2 separate regions of the Homo sapiens genome follow, and region 1 is linked to region 2. Evidence: read pairs that join two places in POLR2A ChIA-PET (ENCODE). Cell type or tissue: HepG2. All regions are shown on one strand.

The links. Peaks named below come from ENCODE experiments on the same cell type or tissue, not always from the same donor. Only the 100,000 strongest peaks of a DNase experiment are listed, where the experiment ranks them.
Region 1: POLR2A ChIA-PET joins it to region 2 with 8 read pairs; 6 of 35 experiments call an interaction of 5 or more read pairs at or near these places.

The regions. Positions count from the first base shown.
Region 1 is chr2:11,364,438-11,368,437 of GRCh38, reverse strand. It overlaps PPIAP60 (peptidylprolyl isomerase A pseudogene 60), which reads right to left. Exons shown (of 4, transcript XM_047446546.1): 3 at 3,149-3,292. Among named protein-coding and RNA genes, the nearest start is that of PPIAP60, 15 kb to the right of the region's middle. In HepG2, no CTCF peak of the experiment used is centred here; DNase peaks (open chromatin) are centred at 1,947, 2,613 and 2,937; H3K4me3 peaks cover 1,901 bases.
Region 2 is chr2:11,420,119-11,424,118 of GRCh38, reverse strand. It overlaps LOC105373429 (a long non-coding RNA gene), which reads right to left. Exons shown (of 4, transcript XR_001739285.2): 3 at 2,853-2,948; 4 at 2,082-2,609. Among named protein-coding and RNA genes, the nearest start is that of LINC00570, 28 kb to the right of the region's middle. In HepG2, no CTCF peak of the experiment used is centred here; DNase peaks (open chromatin) are centred at 466, 968 and 1,828; H3K4me3 peaks cover 1,236 bases.

The DNA.
Region 1 (4,000 bases), 56 kb after region 2:
CCCCAGCTTCCTTTGGCTCAAAGGTGTCCAGACAAAAAGCGAACAAGGCAGTAGGAAAATGGAAGCTCCAATTTCCCTTCTCATTAAAACTGTGGGTATGCCTTTTCTCACACAGAATTTCCCTCACATTCTGGGCTCTCGGCTGTGTCCAGGAGTCCAGGACTGGCTTTCAGCCAATGCACAAGCTTCCATTTCAGTCCGGAGTTAGAAATCTGTCATGCTTTGACGTTTTGGTCAAATGGCTCATGTCCAGAATCCACCAAATGTGCATTTTGCAAAACTGCCCTCTCTTCACAAGCTGCAGCCTCAATTCTCATTGTGAGTAGCTGAATATAACAAGGAGAACCTTCAGACTAGAAATTGCCTGATTTCTCCTGCAAACTTCTGCCCTGAGAAGGCAGATGTGGGGCTGCAGACACAGGCACTTATTCATTCATCTCATTGAAAAGCTACGAGTTGGTTCCTTATTGCCTCTCCATAATAGAAAAACTCTTTAATGAGCTCTCTTTTTGTTTTTCAAATCAGATATGCAAAGAAGCTCATAACAATTTTTTTTAAAAATGCGAAACAAGAATCTCCAATTATGGGAGCAAAATCTTCAGCTTCTGGGTTCCTGTCTCACTGAGGAAATGGATTTGAAATGGCAAGGAGGAAATGAGGAGGCAAACTTTCATGTCTATTTTAGTTTTCCAATGCAGTCCTATTTCCTTTGGACTTTGTATAAACAAGGAAAGGACAGTTGTTAGTTCAGTTATTACAGATAACCTGTGTCTTTAAAGTAAATGTATCTTAAATAAGTAGGACTCCCATAAATGACTACACTTTTTCAAAATATGACTCCCCAGCTTATAACAAGAATAATAGCAAACATCACTTTATTAAGCAATTACTATGTAAAAGACACTTAGTGCTTAGCACACACTGGAAATATTGTTGACTGGCTATATTTTCCCCAGAAATCCCATTTCTGAAAGCCTATTACAAAGAAATAAAATCATCAGTATAACAAAGGAGTGTGTGTGTGTGGGTGTGAGTGTGGGGGGGGGTGTGAGTGTGTGTGGGTGTGAGTGTGTGTGTGAGTGTGAGTGTGTGTATGTAAGTGCACACACATGTTGTAGTATTGTTCATAGTGGCAAAAACTAGAAACAAAGTGAATATTGATAACATGGGCACAGATGACAAATTATATCTCCAAATTATGAAACAGAATCCAGCCATTAAAATCAGAGCTTTGCCACGTGACTAGGATGAAGTTACAAAAAGTATTGTTGAGTGAGAAAAGCAGGATACATAGGATACATGGAATTGAGTATAATATGATTTCTTTTTTTTTTTTTTTTTGAGATGGAGTCTCGCTCTGTCACTGAGGCTGGAGTGCAGTGGCACAATCTCAGCTCACTGCAACCTCCGCCTCCCGGATTCAAGCAATTCTCCTCCCTCAGCCTCCTGAGTAGCTGGGACTACCGTCACCTGCCACCACGCCCCAGCTAATTTTTGTATTTTTAGTAGAGATGGGCTTTCACCATATTGGTCAGGCTGATCTCAAAATCCTGACCTCAGGTGATCCACCTGCCTCAGCCTCCCAAAGTGCTGGGATTACAGTTGTGAGCCACTGCACCTGGCCGATTTCTTTTTTAAAATGATCAAAAAACCATTTATATGTGGGAATATAGCTATATACTTTTATTATTGAATTACCATGGAAAAAAACATGGAAGAGGGAGGCCAAGGCAGGAGGATCACTTGAGGCCCAGGAGTTTGAGACCAGCCTGGGCAACAAAGCGAGACCCTCATCTCTACAAACAATTAAAAAATTAGCTGGGCTTCGTGGTTCACGCCTGTAGTTCCAGCTACTCAGGAAGTTGAGGTGGGAAGATCACCTGGGCTTGGATAGATCAAGGCTGCAGTGAGCCGTGATTGCGCCACTGTACTCTAGCCAGGGTGACAGAGAGACTCTGTCTAAAAAAAAAAAAAAAGGAAAAAAAAAAAAACTTGGAAGGTGCATTCAAGGTTGTCAACATGGTTGTGTGGGTTGTGTCATGGGCCCAGGTTCAGCCTGGAGCCATGACATGAGTGGAACAGACTAGAAGGGGAGGGAGGGGAAAATAAAGAGAAAGGGAAAATGGAATCTGTTTTAAGGAAACCCACCAGGGTATACAATATAATCACACGATGTGTATATATGCAATTATGTCAGTTATGAGGAATGAAAATAAAAATGGCATTGATTTTTTTCTCAATAACCTTGTGAAATATTATTTTTCCCACTTAATAGATAAGGAAATGGATGATCTGATTTGCCAAAGGCTATCTGATTCCAAGGCTTAAATTATTTTCCTATAAGTATGATGCACAGTTATAATGAAAAAAAATCAAATATCATAGTAAAGTACAATGAAGATTGTAAAAACTCCTGAGTTCCAGAGACACTGCTATTAAAATTTGAGAAAACAACACTCCAGAAGTTTCTCTATGCATATATACCATTTACCAAATCATGCAAAATATGCCAAAGTCAGTCGGCTGTGAGGTTATGGGGGAGGTACTGCATCCCTGCAGGAAGTGGATGCTTCTATTGTCACTCATTCTGAAAAGTGGATAATCCTGGGCAGGGAATTAGGCCAGTCTGAGGGCTGAGGGAGGAGGGGGCAGGCCCAGGACCGGCCTTGGGAGGCTCAACGTGGTTCCTGTGATGGGAAGGAGCTGCCCTGACAGCTGCAGGCAGCCAGCCTCCCAAAATGTGGATGGCAAGTAAGAGGCATGGGTAATAATGGTCTCTATCCTCCTGAACAGCTCTCCCCCTGGACAGCCGTGAAAGAAATTGGGACTGATCTTTGGACAGGAGGATGGCTGTGTCCCCTCCTGAGGTCAGAGGGGGACACTGCTTCCAGACAGGGCCTGCAGCTGAGCTTACAGCCTCTCCCGACATGGCCACGTGATGATTTGGTCATGCCTTCTGATGAATGGCTATCTGCTTATGTGCCTAGATCCACCAGAGTTGTCACAGTTACAGGCCAGTTACTAGGAGGCCTCTTCTGAATGTGACATGGGAGGAGGGTCTCCCCTTTTCTCTTGGGGAGACACTGAGGTGAAATAGGCCTGCACCAGCCAATACAGAGGCAGCAAGTAGAGTCCTGAAGACACTCACTTGGCTGCAAAAGAGACCAGGGGTTTCCTCCAGCTGCCTGGTTGGCTGCTGCTCTGAGAAGATACCAGGCCTCTGCTCCGGTGGCTTCAGGGAGGCCACCCTGGACACAGCCAGCAGAAGCAGGTCATCGATGGAGGGGTCAGCCTACAAGGACACAGCCAAGTTCATGTTCTTTGGGAGGTGGCAGCCAAGGTAAGCCTGAAGGGTCTGATTCATAGACGAATCTTCAGAAATATCTGGAGAAGTGAATCTCAGAGATATAATCCTCCCTCCAATTTGAATGGGTGGGGGCTCCTGGGCATTATGACTTGAGTATTAAGGAAGGGTGTCTTTATTTTGCACACCAAGCTGATGAGGTGAGACATGTGCATTACATGGATATAGATATGCATATCCAAAATACAAAGCTTATCATACTGCTCACCTGCTCAAAATCCAGCAACAGCTTCCCTTGGGGTGAAACCCAAACTCTTTACCATAGACCCCCACCCGGAACACTGCATGGCAGCCATGATAAAGTCTCAGTTACCTCCTCAGATCTCCAGGCCTTCACCCGTATTTCTGCTTAGAATACTTCCTACTAGAGTCACCCGGACAGTTCGTAGTCACCCTTAAAGATTCAGCTTAATGGCCGGGCGCGGTGGCTAATGCCTGTAATCCCAGCACTTTGGGAGACTGAGGCAGGCAGATCACCTGAGATTAGGAGTTTGAGACCAGCCTGGCCAACATGGTGAAACCCTGTCTCTACTAAAAATACAAAAAATAAGCCTGGTGACGTGGTGCACAACTGTAGTCCCAGCTACCTCGGGGGCTGAGGCAGGAGAATCGCTTGAACCCAGGAGGCGGAGTTTG
Region 2 (4,000 bases):
GAATACCACTCAGCAGTAAGAAGTAACAAACTATTTTTTTTCTTCAACTTTTAAGTTCCGGGATACAGGTGCAATATGTGCAGGTTTGTTACGTAGGTAAACGTGTGCCATTGTGGTTTGCTGCACGGATCATCCCATCACCTAGGTATTAAGCCCAGCATCCATTAGCTATTCTTCCTGATGCTCTCCCTCCCCAACCCCTACAGGCCCCAGTGTGTGTAAGAAGGAACAAACTATTGATACACATAACTTGGATGGATCTCCAGGGAACGGGATGGAGTGGGAAAAAAAAAAGCCAGTTGCAAAAGGTTGTATCCTGTATTGTCCTATTTATATAACATTATTGAAGTAGCAAAATTAAAGAATGGAAAACAGATTAGTGGTTGTCGGAGGCCAGGGACAGTGGTGGGGTGGGGTAGGTGTGGCTATCTAGAAGAGCAACACAAAAGATCTTTATGATGGTGAAACTGTCCTGTACTTTGTATCAGTGTCAATATCCTGGCTGTGATATTCTACTATAACTTTCCAAGTTTACCACTGGGGAAACTGTGTAAAGAATCCACAGGAGTTCTCTGTATTATTTCTTACAACTGCATGTGAGTCTATAATTCTATGAAAATTAACAGTTTAATCAGAAAAACTTATGAGTTATTCCACATTAGAACAAGTCTCTTTCAGACTTTGACTTGTATCTTCAAACCTTCTTCCAAACCTATTGTTCTTCTTACTCTCATAGAAACTTAATGTGTAACTGATAAAACAATTTAATGGGGAAAGGTCAATCTTTTCAACAAATGATGCGGGCGCATGTAGATGTCCATAGGCAAAAAAAGTTGACCATTTTCATCAACTTAGTGGGGTTTTTTGTTTTGTTTTGTTTTTGAGACAGGGTTTTGCTCTGTTGCCCAGGCTGGAGTGCTGTGGTGCAATCATGGCTCACTGCGGCCTTGAACTCCTGGGCTCAAGCGATCCTCCTGCCTGAGTAGCTGGGACTGTGAGTGCATGCCACAACACTCAGCTTCAGCTTAGTGTTTTGAGTAATTGTTCTTTTCTCCATTTCTTCCCATCTGTCTAAATGTAGTTTAGTGTATTTTTTGTTATTGTCTGCAGAGTTAAAGCATAAAATGGCTGAATAGAGCAAAAAAAGAAAAAAGAGTCTCTTCAATGGAGAAAAAATAAAATAATCAGTAAATATTGCAAAAAAGAATTTGTTTAAAACCTTACCCTGCTCTGCCTACCCCCACGACCTCTTCCTGTCACAGGCAACCATTCTACCAACGGAGATAATATTGCCAGAGAAGACGTTTTACCAGGGCAGGAGAAACATGCACCATCTTACGTCCCTTGCCCTCCATTTCTCTTCATATTTGTGTACCTGTTTGTAACTGAATGTGGTAATAGAAAATAGAAAAGACATGATGACTGGTGGCTGCTGAGTAAGCCTTCAGACACCCTTCCTAAATGCATGAGGATCTGCACTGGATTCTGCCCAAGGGCAGGTCGGGGGCAAAAGCAGATGAGTTGGCAAAAGACCACATGGAGACGAGACACCAACACTGGGGACAGGCTCATGCCAGTTTGGAATCCAGCCTTTGAACTGATTTCTCATTTTGCAAAATTATTTTCTACACCAGCTATTTCTTAAATGACTTCTGGTTGACTTGGGTGGTAACATTAAGATAAAAATGTGTTGGCAGTGAAAAAAACAAACCACACTTAAAAGAAATATTGAAGCTGGGCATGGGGGCTCACGCCTGTAATACCAGCACTTCGGGTGGCTGAGGTGGGAGGATCACTTGAGCCCAGAAGATCAAGGCTGCCGTGAGCTATAATCGCACCACTGCACTCCAGCCTGGGTGACAGAGAGAGACCGTCTCAAAAAAACAAACAAATATTGAAACGTTGCTTAGTTAAAAGCCTTTTACAATTTGTTTCCACCTAACATGTGGTTACTTATTCGATCACATAATCTGGTGAAGGAGAGTAAAGACCATGACACTGATTTGCTATTTACAACAAGGCAACATATTGCTTAGTGCTCATCAGCTTTCTAAAGAAGCTGAACATCATGTCCAGTACTTTGCAAAATTCTTTCAGATCCTCTGACAGCTTTAGTAAAAAATGTCATCACAAGCCAACTCAGTTGTCTACAAACAGGCTCTCATTTTACATTTAACTTTGAAAATATATTTACAATCCTTTGAAAATATATTTACAACAATTTAGAATCATTCTCAATTTCATTGCCTCTCAGCTGCACAGCTGGATTTTATTTGGTGCAAAAGGAAAAACTGGGTTGTAGGTAAACATTATATCATGTTTGGGGAGTGGTTTATAGAAATTTCAAGCCTCTTGTACTTTCATGAATTTTCTAACACTTTATTATTGTTATAATTATCTACTCATAATAATGACTGCCATTTATTGAGCCCATACCAGGTGCCGGCCCCTGGACTAGGAGAAACAGTTAATGTTTGTGTTACCTTGTCAGATAAGTGTCGTTGCTGAGGCTCAGGAGGATGAGGGCATGCTTGCCCAAAACTCCACAACTGGGAAATACTAGAGCCAGGATTCGGACCCCAGACAGTACGGTTCACAAGCCATATTCCCTTTAAAAATGAAGGTGACCCCTTGTCAGGCTATGGAATTTGAGGTGTGAAATTCTTTCAGCTCGTGCTGTAGTTACTAGAGATGGTCTTAATTGTCAGACAGCTCTTCAGCAGTTGGGGCAAACAGGCAAACATTAACTCATGATGACCATACCACCTGGATTAGTTTGTCCTTGTTGCATTGCTATAAGGAATGACCTGAGGCTGGGTAATTTATAAAGAAAAGAGGTTTAGTTGGCTCACCGTTCCGCAGGCTGTTCAGGAAGCGTGGCTGGGGAGACCTCAGGAAACTTACAATCATGGCAGAATGAGAAGACGAAGGAGGCACATTTTACATGGCTGGAGCAAGAGGAAGAGAGCGAAGGAGGCAGTACATACTTGTAAACAACCAGATCTCGTAAGCACTCAGTCACTATCATGAGAACAGCAAGGGGAAAATCTGCCCCCACGATCCCATCACCTCCCACCAGGCCCCACTTCCAACGCTGGGGATTACAGTTCGACACGAGATTTGGGCAGGGACACAAATCCAAACCATATCACTACCTAAGCCCATTCCTCCTACTACTGACCACTTCTTTCTTCCCTTGACCAGTGTGCATGGGTAGGAATACATACTGTATGACGCTGCTCGGTGAGAAGAAGCAATCTGACTAAACCCCTGGACTGCTTTCTGGATTTGGTTTTGTACTTCACTACTAAGGTTATTTTCGTTGGTCAGTGAACCTCTGGAACGGTAGTTCGAACAGCTTGTAATACATGTCTCATGAAAGTTACATGGATGTGTATGTATATACATGTATGCTGGAATAACTCTTTAAATCTTGATTTCAGAAATCTGGAATATTTATGCTTATACTCAAGTAAGGAATTTGATTTGAGGTATTTTAAGTAGAGTCACCAAAAATAATCCGTTGCAGCAAATTTAGAAAGTTATCATTAATGCTCAAAATATAGCATTTTCTACTTATTTTCACTTCACAATGTATCAAATAGGATTTCCAACATCTTATGAAAAGATACAGTATTTTCTCAAAGAGTAAGAAAACTGGGGCAAAGGGTAAATAAGGGTAGGAAAATAATGTGAAACCAGGGGAGAGGCTAGTACACAGAATACATGCTGTACAGCGTGTGTCATTGATTGCATCTCATTTTAAAAATAAAACGGCACATCCCACTTTCCTAAAAATGTGGCTTCTTGATCAGGAATCTCTATCTCTGTTACAGCAGTGGGACTTCTTGTCCTTTTTAATACTTTGTTCTTTCCTCCCTGCCTTAGGAAATATTCCATTTGATTCTGTCCTTGTTTTTTGTTTTTTTTTTTCCAATAGGCAGCCTTCCACAGCAGCAGTCTGAGACAATGAAAAATCACTTGAGCTTTTTAAAACAAA